Linked DNA regions of Homo sapiens: region 1 is linked to region 2. Evidence: chromatin contacts called from ENCODE Hi-C or POLR2A ChIA-PET data. All regions are on one chromosome and are shown on one strand. Each heading gives the region's core, a stretch centred on a gene start or an enhancer-like site at or near the end of the contact. The rest is flanking DNA. Distances are from core to core; before and after follow the strand shown.

What was found. A loop is a pair of places that touch in the nucleus more often than their neighbours do. ChIA-PET counts read pairs that join two places held with the same protein, here RNA polymerase II (POLR2A).
Region 1: a map of vagina shows a loop between it and region 2 (21-fold over the local background). The contact joins the enhancer-like site here to the promoter of OAS2 in region 2. A Hi-C loop is called at or near these places in 1 of 168 maps with a recorded cell type or tissue (vagina). POLR2A ChIA-PET finds 5 or more read pairs at or near these places in 1 of 52 experiments (Panc1).

Annotation. Positions count from the first base shown.
Region 1 is chr12:119,613,335-119,617,736 of GRCh38, forward strand. All of the region lies in intron 1 of TMEM233 (transmembrane protein 233), which reads left to right. The region is part of intron 1 of PRKAB1-AS1 (PRKAB1, TMEM233 and CCDC60 antisense RNA 1); the gene reads right to left. Among named protein-coding and RNA genes, the nearest start is that of TMEM233, 22 kb to the left of the region's middle. Within about 2 kb of position 2,542, at least 2 of the 41 ENCODE cell types and tissues checked have a DNase peak (open chromatin) inside an H3K27ac peak, as active enhancers do.
Region 2 is chr12:112,976,719-112,981,024 of GRCh38, forward strand. It overlaps OAS2 (2'-5'-oligoadenylate synthetase 2), which reads left to right and starts at 1,801. Exons shown (of 10, transcript NM_002535.3): 1 at 1,801-2,067. The coding sequence starts at 1,891. RefSeq lists enhancers at 1,346-2,155, 2,376-2,455, 2,626-2,705, 2,816-2,965.

The DNA of each region.
Region 1 (4,402 bases), core at 1,292-3,791, 6.6 Mb after region 2:
GGAGCAATGAATACATTGAGATATGGTCTGTGCCTTCACGGAGCTCACAGTCAGGTGGCAGAACAAACACTCAAAAGTCAACAGGCCGCTGAATCAAATGACTGTGACTCGCGTCAAGAGCACAAAGGAAATAAATCAGGAGCTGAGTCAGAACCCACTGACTATGGTCACAGGACCTACTTAAGATGTCGGGACCTGGCTGAGTACAGTGGCTCATGCCTGTAATCCCAGCACTTTCGGAGGCTGAGGCAGGATGAACACTTGAGCACAAGAGTCTGAGACCAGCCTGGGCAACATAGCAAGACCCTGTCTCTACCAGAAAATGAAAAAATTAGTCGGGCATGGTGGCATGCACCTGTGGTCCCAGCTACTCTGGAGGCTGAGGCTGGAGAATTGCTTAAGCCCAAGAGTTTGAGGCTGCACTGAGCTATGATTGCACCACTGGGCAACAGAGTAAAACCTTGTCTCAAAAAATAAAAAATGAAGAGATGAGGAGGCCTGAGAAGGCTGCCCTGAAGGTGCCAACAGGTCAGCCAAGACCAGAATGAGCAGATGCTGGCCACACGAGACAGAAAGAGAAGAGGGCCACAAGTAGAGAGGAGATGACCTGGACACAGACGGGGGCAGGAAACGGGGAGACAGTGAGCAAGGGAAAAGGCTCCAAACGAGATAGGAGAGCCTGCAGGGGCCACTCCTGCAGGGTTGGGAAGGGCAGAATGAAGAATGTGAGTTTCTCCCAGGGAAATAGGGAGCCATGGAAGACTTTAGAGCTGAGGAAGCACAATGTTCGAATCCCATCTACCCACCAGTAATCCCAGCAGGGAGTACTTTGGGAGGCTGAGGCAGGTGGATCACCTGAGGTCAGGAGTTCAAGACCAGCCTGGCCAACATGTGAAAGCCCATCTCTAATAAAAATACAAAAATTTGCTGGGTATGGTGGCGTGCATCTGTAATCCCAGCTACTTGGCAGGCTGAGGTGGGAGAATCGCTTGAACGTGGGAAGCGGAGGCTTCAGTGAGCCGAGATTGCACCACTGCACTCCAGGCTGGGTGAGAGAGAGAGAGACTCCATCTCAACGAGAGAGAGAGAGAGAGAGAGAGAGGCAAGAACAAAGAAAATGAATTTTTGACAGTAAAATTAGTAGCACAGCTTAGATATACTTGCCCTATGTTCTCTATCAGTAACCAAATTTTTATTAAATTTAAGTAAAGTCATCTACCTGGTGCTGTGCATCAAATAGTACATCAAATCTTGCTCTTAATTTCTTTGGGGCATAATAAAATAATTATCCTAAGGGCTTTGTGGATGGATGCACTAACTTTTGGTTACATTTGTAGTCCCCTTAGAAAGTTGCTTTTGAACACAGAAACACTGTTTGACTGTTGGTGTCCCACTCTCTGAGTCTCAGTTTTCTCATCTGTAAAATAGGGGATAAGATTACTTCTATCCCCATGGGGGTTATTGTAAGGAATCAATTATATGATGTACATATAGTGGTTAGTCCAGGGCCTGGCACAGAATATTCAATAAATATTAACTATAATTTTAATATGATGATTCATTATTATGACTAATATAGCTCCTGGCTTCCCCTTTGGCCTTATCTCATCTCTCTCCTCTCTCCTCTCTTTTCTTTCCTTTCTTGTACCCTCTCCTCTCTCTTTCACTCCTACAGCTCAGCCACACTGCATTTTGGGGGGAACCTTCAATAAAAAAGTTCTTTCCCCCCTCCAGACCTTTATAATTGCCATCCTCCCTGCCAGGCATCCTCTCCCCACTGCTCTCTGCAGGCCTGGCTTCTTCTCAAACCCTCAGGTCTCAGTCTACCCGCTTTCTGCTAAAAAAAAAAAAAAAAAAAAAAAAAAAAAAAAACTGCCTCCTCCACCCCACTTTCTTTGCCTTAATAATATTCTGTATTCATCTTATTTATTTGCATGTTTACTTATTTTTTATCTCCACCAGAAAGTAAGCCTCATGAGGGCAGGGAGCAGTGCCAGCCACACAGGTGATACTCAAGAAGTAGTTTTCAAATAAATGAATTAATGAATGGCTGTCTATCTAGGACAGTGGTTCTCAAGTCTAGCTGCACTCAGGATAACCTGAAAAACTTTCAAAAAAAAATTCTGATGCTGGGGTCCCACCCCCAGAGAGCCTGATTCAGTTGGTTTGGGAAGGAACTTGGGTATAGGAATTTTTTAAGCTTCCCACCCCAGGTAATTCTAAGTTGCAGCTAGAACTGGGAACCATGAATACAGGGAGATATAAAAATATAACTTTGGAGAGTTTCATCTCCGGTCTTCACTGGCAGCAATCCCATAGGTACTGCTGTCTCATCCAGGGTATCATGTGGGATGTAGCAAGAGTTCTGATCTGAAGACCAGAAGGAAAGGACAAAGTACTTTCCACATTTTCCTGGCTTAGGGCAGTGGAGTAGCTTTGCCGTCTGGTGTGAAGTGTTATGAACTCTCAGAACATTAGACCTACCGGTATTCAGTGCCAGTTATCAAAATTTATGGGGTTACTCTGGACTCTTTTTCTTTGAGGTGTGGATGCCAGGAGTTGCCTGGCACAGCCTCATGACTGTCTTGCCGTCCCCCACAGCAACCTTTTTGAGGTTCAGCATAGAAATGGTCACCGTCACTTCTGACTTCTGCCCAGCTTTCCCCCCGTGGGTATTTAGGTGTCATGTGTCCATCCAGGGAAGGGGTGTATAAATAAGTTTGAAATAACCAGCTGCAGTGACCATGAGATCATTAGCATTTACTACAGGAGAGAGGACCTTGCTCACTCTTCTATCAAAGTGTGGCCTTCACTGGTTCAAGGCATCTGGTCAAGACCTGAACACTGTTATTCCGTTTTGCCAACATGAGCCTAGGCCCAGAGCAAAGAGAAGAGTCACTGCAGGAGACTCCTGCATGCCTTATGAAATACGTGATGAGAACCCATGTGTTCTATATCCTAAGAGTGAAGTGTCATGAATTCTTAGAACATTAGACTATGCTCTTGTTCTATAAGATCCATTTGGATAACAGAGGAAAATTAAAACCAGAAAGAAACTGAAGTCCCTTCATTTTAAAATACTTTGCAGGATGAAGAGAGACAGCAACTGGCTGCTTAGCACCCTCAAATACGGGTGGTTGGCTTATGAAATTATGAGTGCTATAGCTTAGAAAAGAACTCAACAATGTCCAAACACCACAAATATAAGTGAACAGACAATGGACGTGGAGGAAAGGTGCGACTTACAAGGAGTCACAGGGAGAATTTCTCTGTGGTGATGGAGCATTTCTGTTTCCTGATTGTAGTCATGGTTATTAAAATGTACATGGGTGATATTGTTTGGCTCTGTCCCCACCCAAATCTCAATCTTGAATTGTAGCTCCCATAATCCCCATGTGTCATGGGAGGAACCCAGTGGGAGGTAATTGAATCATGGGGCCAGTTTCTCCCATGCTGTTCTTGTGATAGTGGGTGAGTTCTCACAAGATCTGATGGTTCTGTAAGGGGCTTCCCCCTTCGCTCAGCACTCATTCTTTTCTCTCTTGCCACCATGTGAAGAAGGACATGTTTACTTCTCCTTCTGCCATGATTATAAGTTTCCTGAGGCCTCCCCAGCCCTGTGGAACTGTGAGTCAATTAAACCTCTTTCCTTTATAAATTACCCGGTCTCAGGTATGTCTTTATTAACAGCGTGAGAACAGACAATTACAGTAAATTGGTACCACAGAGAGTGGGGAGCTGCTATAAAGATACCAGAAAATGTGGAAGCAACTTTGGAACTGGGTAACAGACAGAGATTGGAACAGTTTGGAGGGCTCAGAAGAAGACAAGAAAATGTGGGAAAGTTTGGAACTTCCTAGAGACTTGGAGGCCTCAGAAGACAGGAAGATGTAGGAAAGTTTAGAACTTCTTAGAGACTTGTTGAATGGCTTTGACCAAAATGCTGATAGTAATATGGACAATGAAGTCCAGGCTAAGGTGGTCTCAGATGGAGATGAGGGACTTTTTGGGAACTAGAGTAAAGGTCACTCTTGCTATGCAAACAGACTGGCGACATTTTGCCCCTGCCCCAGAGATCTATGGAACATTGAACTTGAGACAAATGATTTAGGGGATCTGGCAGAAGAAATTTCTACATGGCAAAGCACTAAAGAGGAAGCAGATCATAAAAGTTTGAAAAATTTGCAGCCCGATGATGTGATAGAAAAGAAAACCCCAGCCGGGCACGGTGGCTCATGCCTCTAATCCCAGCACTCTGAGAGGCCAAGGTGGGCAGATTACCTGAGGTTAGGAGTTCGAGACCAGCCTGACCAAAATAGAGAAACCCTGTCTCTACTAAAAATACAAAATTAGCCAGGCATGGTGGTGCATGCCTGTAATCCCAGCTACTCGGGAGGCTGAG
Region 2 (4,306 bases), core at 551-3,050:
CAGCCTGGGTGACAGAGTGAGACTCTGTCTCAAAAACAAAACAAAACAAAAACCTCCTAAAATGTATAAATAGCAAGAAAATGAGGGGCAAATGTGGTAAAAAATATAATGGCTAAAAAGTCTAAGGAAGTTCTTTGTGTGCATCTTGTAAATTTTCTCAGCATTTCAAATTACTTCAAAATAAAGTGTTTTTTTAAATAACAAATAAAGCACAGGCTTTGGAGTCAGGCAGTGTGTTAGTGTGAGAACCTAGCCTGACAACTTCCTAGCTGTGTGATCACGGGCAAATGTTTCCACCTTTGTGAGCCTCCATGTTCTCATCTGAAAAAGGAACCTTAGGACTACGCCTGCCCAGCCTGCCTACCTCTCGGTGTTGCAGTAAAAGTTGGATAAGGGCAGGAAAGGCCCTTAATGAGCATGTGCATTAATCGAGGTTTTTCCAGAACTAACAGGGTATTTATATTTATTTTGAGGTATTTATTTTAAGGAATTGGCTCATGTGATTGTGGAGGCTGGCAAATCCAAAATCGGCAGGGTAGACTGGCAGGTGGGAGACCCAGGAAGGAGTTGCTGCTGCAAGTGGAGGCCAAGGCACTGCAGCCGAATTCCCTCTTCCTTGGGGGAGCTCAGTCTTTAGTCTATTAAGGCCTTCAACTGATTGAATCAGGCCCACCACCTTACAGATGATAATCCACTTTACTCAAAAAAAAAGTCTACCAATGTAAATGTTAATCTTATCTTTAAAAAATACCTTCACAAAAAGATCTAGGATAATGTTTGACCAAATATCTGGGTACCTGGGCTCAGCCAACTTGACACATAAAATTAACCATCCCAGTATGGAAGGGCCCTGGTCCCCCACTACATCTTGGAGATTTTTGCCTTCTCTGTGAATTATTATTGCTGGGCCAAGGCAGCTGGCTGGGAGTCCTCTGCGAGTTTTGTTTTCAAAGCTCTGGGCACAGGAGTTGCATGTCTGTCTCCTTTCTGGCTCACACACTTGGGGTGTGTTTTCTTGCCCTTGCGAGGCTGGACAAGTGCCTCATACGGTCCCTCGGCTGTCCACAAGTGTGCTGAGAAACTGGACACACAGAGGTTCCCACCCGCTGACCACACGGGGGCCTGTGTTTACCCAGAAGCAGACCAAAACCTGAGTCCAGCTAGGTCCCTGCTTTGCTGTGTGTCCCTGAGCAAGTCAGTTCCCTCTCTGGGTCTCTTTTTCCTCTCTGCCGCTTTCCCTGAATGTGAGTTCCCTGGCCACTGAGAACAGGGGGAAAGGGACAGAGCCTCAAAAGATGACCTGTGCGCCCCTGCTTCTAAGCACTTTGCAGGTATTATTTAATCATCAAGCTAATCCTACGAGAGAGCTGCCATTTTCCCCCAGCTTACAGATGGGGGAATTGAGGCGCGAAGAGGGCAGGCGATGTGCTCAAGGACAGACATCTAGCAGGTATGAAGCCCTCACAATGGGGTTCTAGAGGCTGTTTAGTTAACCTCAAGTTTTGGGGAGCCCCTGAAGGGCTGGTCACCACGCTGCCGGGGACAGGGAAAGCCTCTGAGCTTGAGTCAGTTTTGGTTTCCCTGCTGGGGTGCAGGAGTCAGTAAACCTTGCTGCAAGGGGCGGGGAAGAGCATTTGAGCTTAAGTTAGTTTTGGTTTCCCTGCCCCGGATGCAGGAGTTGGTAAACTCACTGCAAGGGGCAGGGCAGAGCCTCTGAGCTTAAGTTAGTTTTGTTTCCCTGTCCCGGATACAAGAGTTGGTAAGCTCGCTGCAGTGGGTGGAGAGAGGCCTCTAGACTTCAGTTTCAGTTTCCTGGCTCTGGGCAGCAGCAAGAATTCCTCTGCCTCCCATCCTACCATTCACTGTCTTGCCGGCAGCCAGCTGAGAGCAATGGGAAATGGGGAGTCCCAGCTGTCCTCGGTGCCTGCTCAGAAGCTGGGTTGGTTTATCCAGGAATACCTGAAGCCCTACGAAGAATGTCAGACACTGATCGACGAGATGGTGAACACCATCTGTGACGTCCTGCAGGAACCCGAACAGTTCCCCCTGGTGCAGGGAGTGGCCATAGTGAGTCCAGGGCTGAGGTTGGGTCTCTGGGAGGCAGGAGATTCCACGGCGGCAGCAAGGCCGAGCTACTGGGTGCTGGGTGCCTATTATGTGCGAGGCCCACACTTGGGTGGGATGTGGTGTAGGAGTCTCAGGCTCTGGAGCAGGCGCTTGCTCCAGAGCTGTGTGACACTGGGCAGGCTACTTAACCTCTCTGTGCCTCAGTCTCTGACTCTGTAAAATGGGGAGAGGCATAATACCCACTTCAGAGTATCGTAAGGCTTGAGCACATCATGTTCTTAGCAAAAGACTGGCAGTGCTCAGTGAATTCACTGTGATTACTCACTGCGATTTTCTTCTATCCTCTCCACAGTACAGAGGAGTAAACTTAGGGAGGCTAGAGAACTTTGTTCAAACTACCCAGGTTGCCTTGTGGTTTCTCCGCAGCAAGAAGGAGTGGCTTTTATCAGTTAGAAATATTTGGTTTTGTGGACACAAATCTCAGGACTGAGGCTGAAAATTCTGGACCTCTGGGGAGGAAGGGGGACTGGGGAGATGCCAGGACCCTAGAATTGGGGGCGTGGGGGTCCTGATGGCCCAATACTATCCTCTTAGCCTCCTGAGCTGCTGACGTCCCTTCTCTGCTGCTGCCACACTTTTTGGTCTCTACCCCTTGCACACATCCGCTAGTGCCTCAATAAAGAAATCTAGACACGTGGTGTCCCCAGCCCTGGCCCAGGCCAGCAAGCTAAGGCAAGTTTGGTTAATAGCTATTGTCAGAACTGGGATTTTAAGCCTGGGTAATTGGCTTGAGGGCATGCATGTTTAACCACTACACTATCCTGCCTCTCAATTTTTTTTTCCTCATGGAAGTAAAACAGAAAAAGTGCCCAGATCAAAGTGTCCAGCTTGATAGGTAGCCACAAACAATGTAACTGTGTAACCCCCACCCAGATCCAGAAACAAAACATTCTCAGCCCCCCAGAGCCCTGGGCCCCCGATCCAGTCAGCACCTCCAAACCCAGGTAGGCAATCTCCTGACTTCTAACAGCATAGACACGTTTTGCCTGTTTTTAAACGTTTTACAATTATAGGGTGACCAACTATCCCAGTTCATCCAAGATTGGGGTGTTTCCTGGGATGTGGGACTCTTGGTGTGAAAGCTGGGAATGTAAACCAGGATGCATGGGTGAACCCTACATAAATGGCATCATGGGCTCTGTGTGCTTTAGTGCGTGGTTTCTCTGACCTATGATGTTTATGAAATTTATGTTGTGGGGTACAGTTGTTTATCTTTTCATTGTTGTGTCAATTCCATTATGTGAATATTCCACATTTGTCCATTCTACTGTGTTTTTTTATTTTTACATAATTGTGCATATTTATATGGGGTACATGTGATATTTGGACACATGGATACAATGTGAAATGATCAGGGTAGTTAGGATATCCATCACCTCAAACATTGATCATTTATTTGTGTTGAGAACAGTTCAGATCTTCTCTTCTAACTATTTTGAAATATATAATAAATTATTGTTAACTATAGTCACCCCATTGTGCTATCAAACACTAGAATTTATCCCTTCTATCTAACTGTATGTTTGTATCCATTAACCAACTTCTCTTCATTTCCTCCTCTACTTCCCAGCCTCTGGTAACTATGATCCTACTCTCTACCTCCATGAGATCAACTTTTTTTAACTTCCACATAAACACATGCAATATTGTCTTTCTATGCCTGACTTATTTCATTTAACATAATGACCTCTAGTTCCATGCACATTGCTGCAAATGACAGAATTCCATTCTTTTTGTGTCTGAATAGTATTCTATTGTGTATATATACTACATTGTCTTTATCCATTCAGCTGCTGATGGATACGTTGGTTGATTCCATATCTTGGCTTTTGTGAATAGTGCTGCAATAAACATGAGGGTGCAGTTATCCCTTTTTTGGATAAATACCTAGTAGTGGGATTGCTGGATTGAATGGCAGTGCCATTTTTATTTTTTTTAGAAACCTCCATACTGTTTTCCGTAATGACTGTGCTAATTTACATTCCCACCAACAGTGTGTAAGATTCCCTTTACTCCAAATCCTTGCTAGCGTTTATTTTTTGTCTTTTTGATAATAGCTATTCTAACTGGGGTGAGATGGTATCTCATTGTGGTTTTGATTTGCATTTCCCTAGTGATTAGTGATGTCAAGCATTTTTTCATATACCCATTGGCCATTTTGTATGTCTTCTTTTGAGAA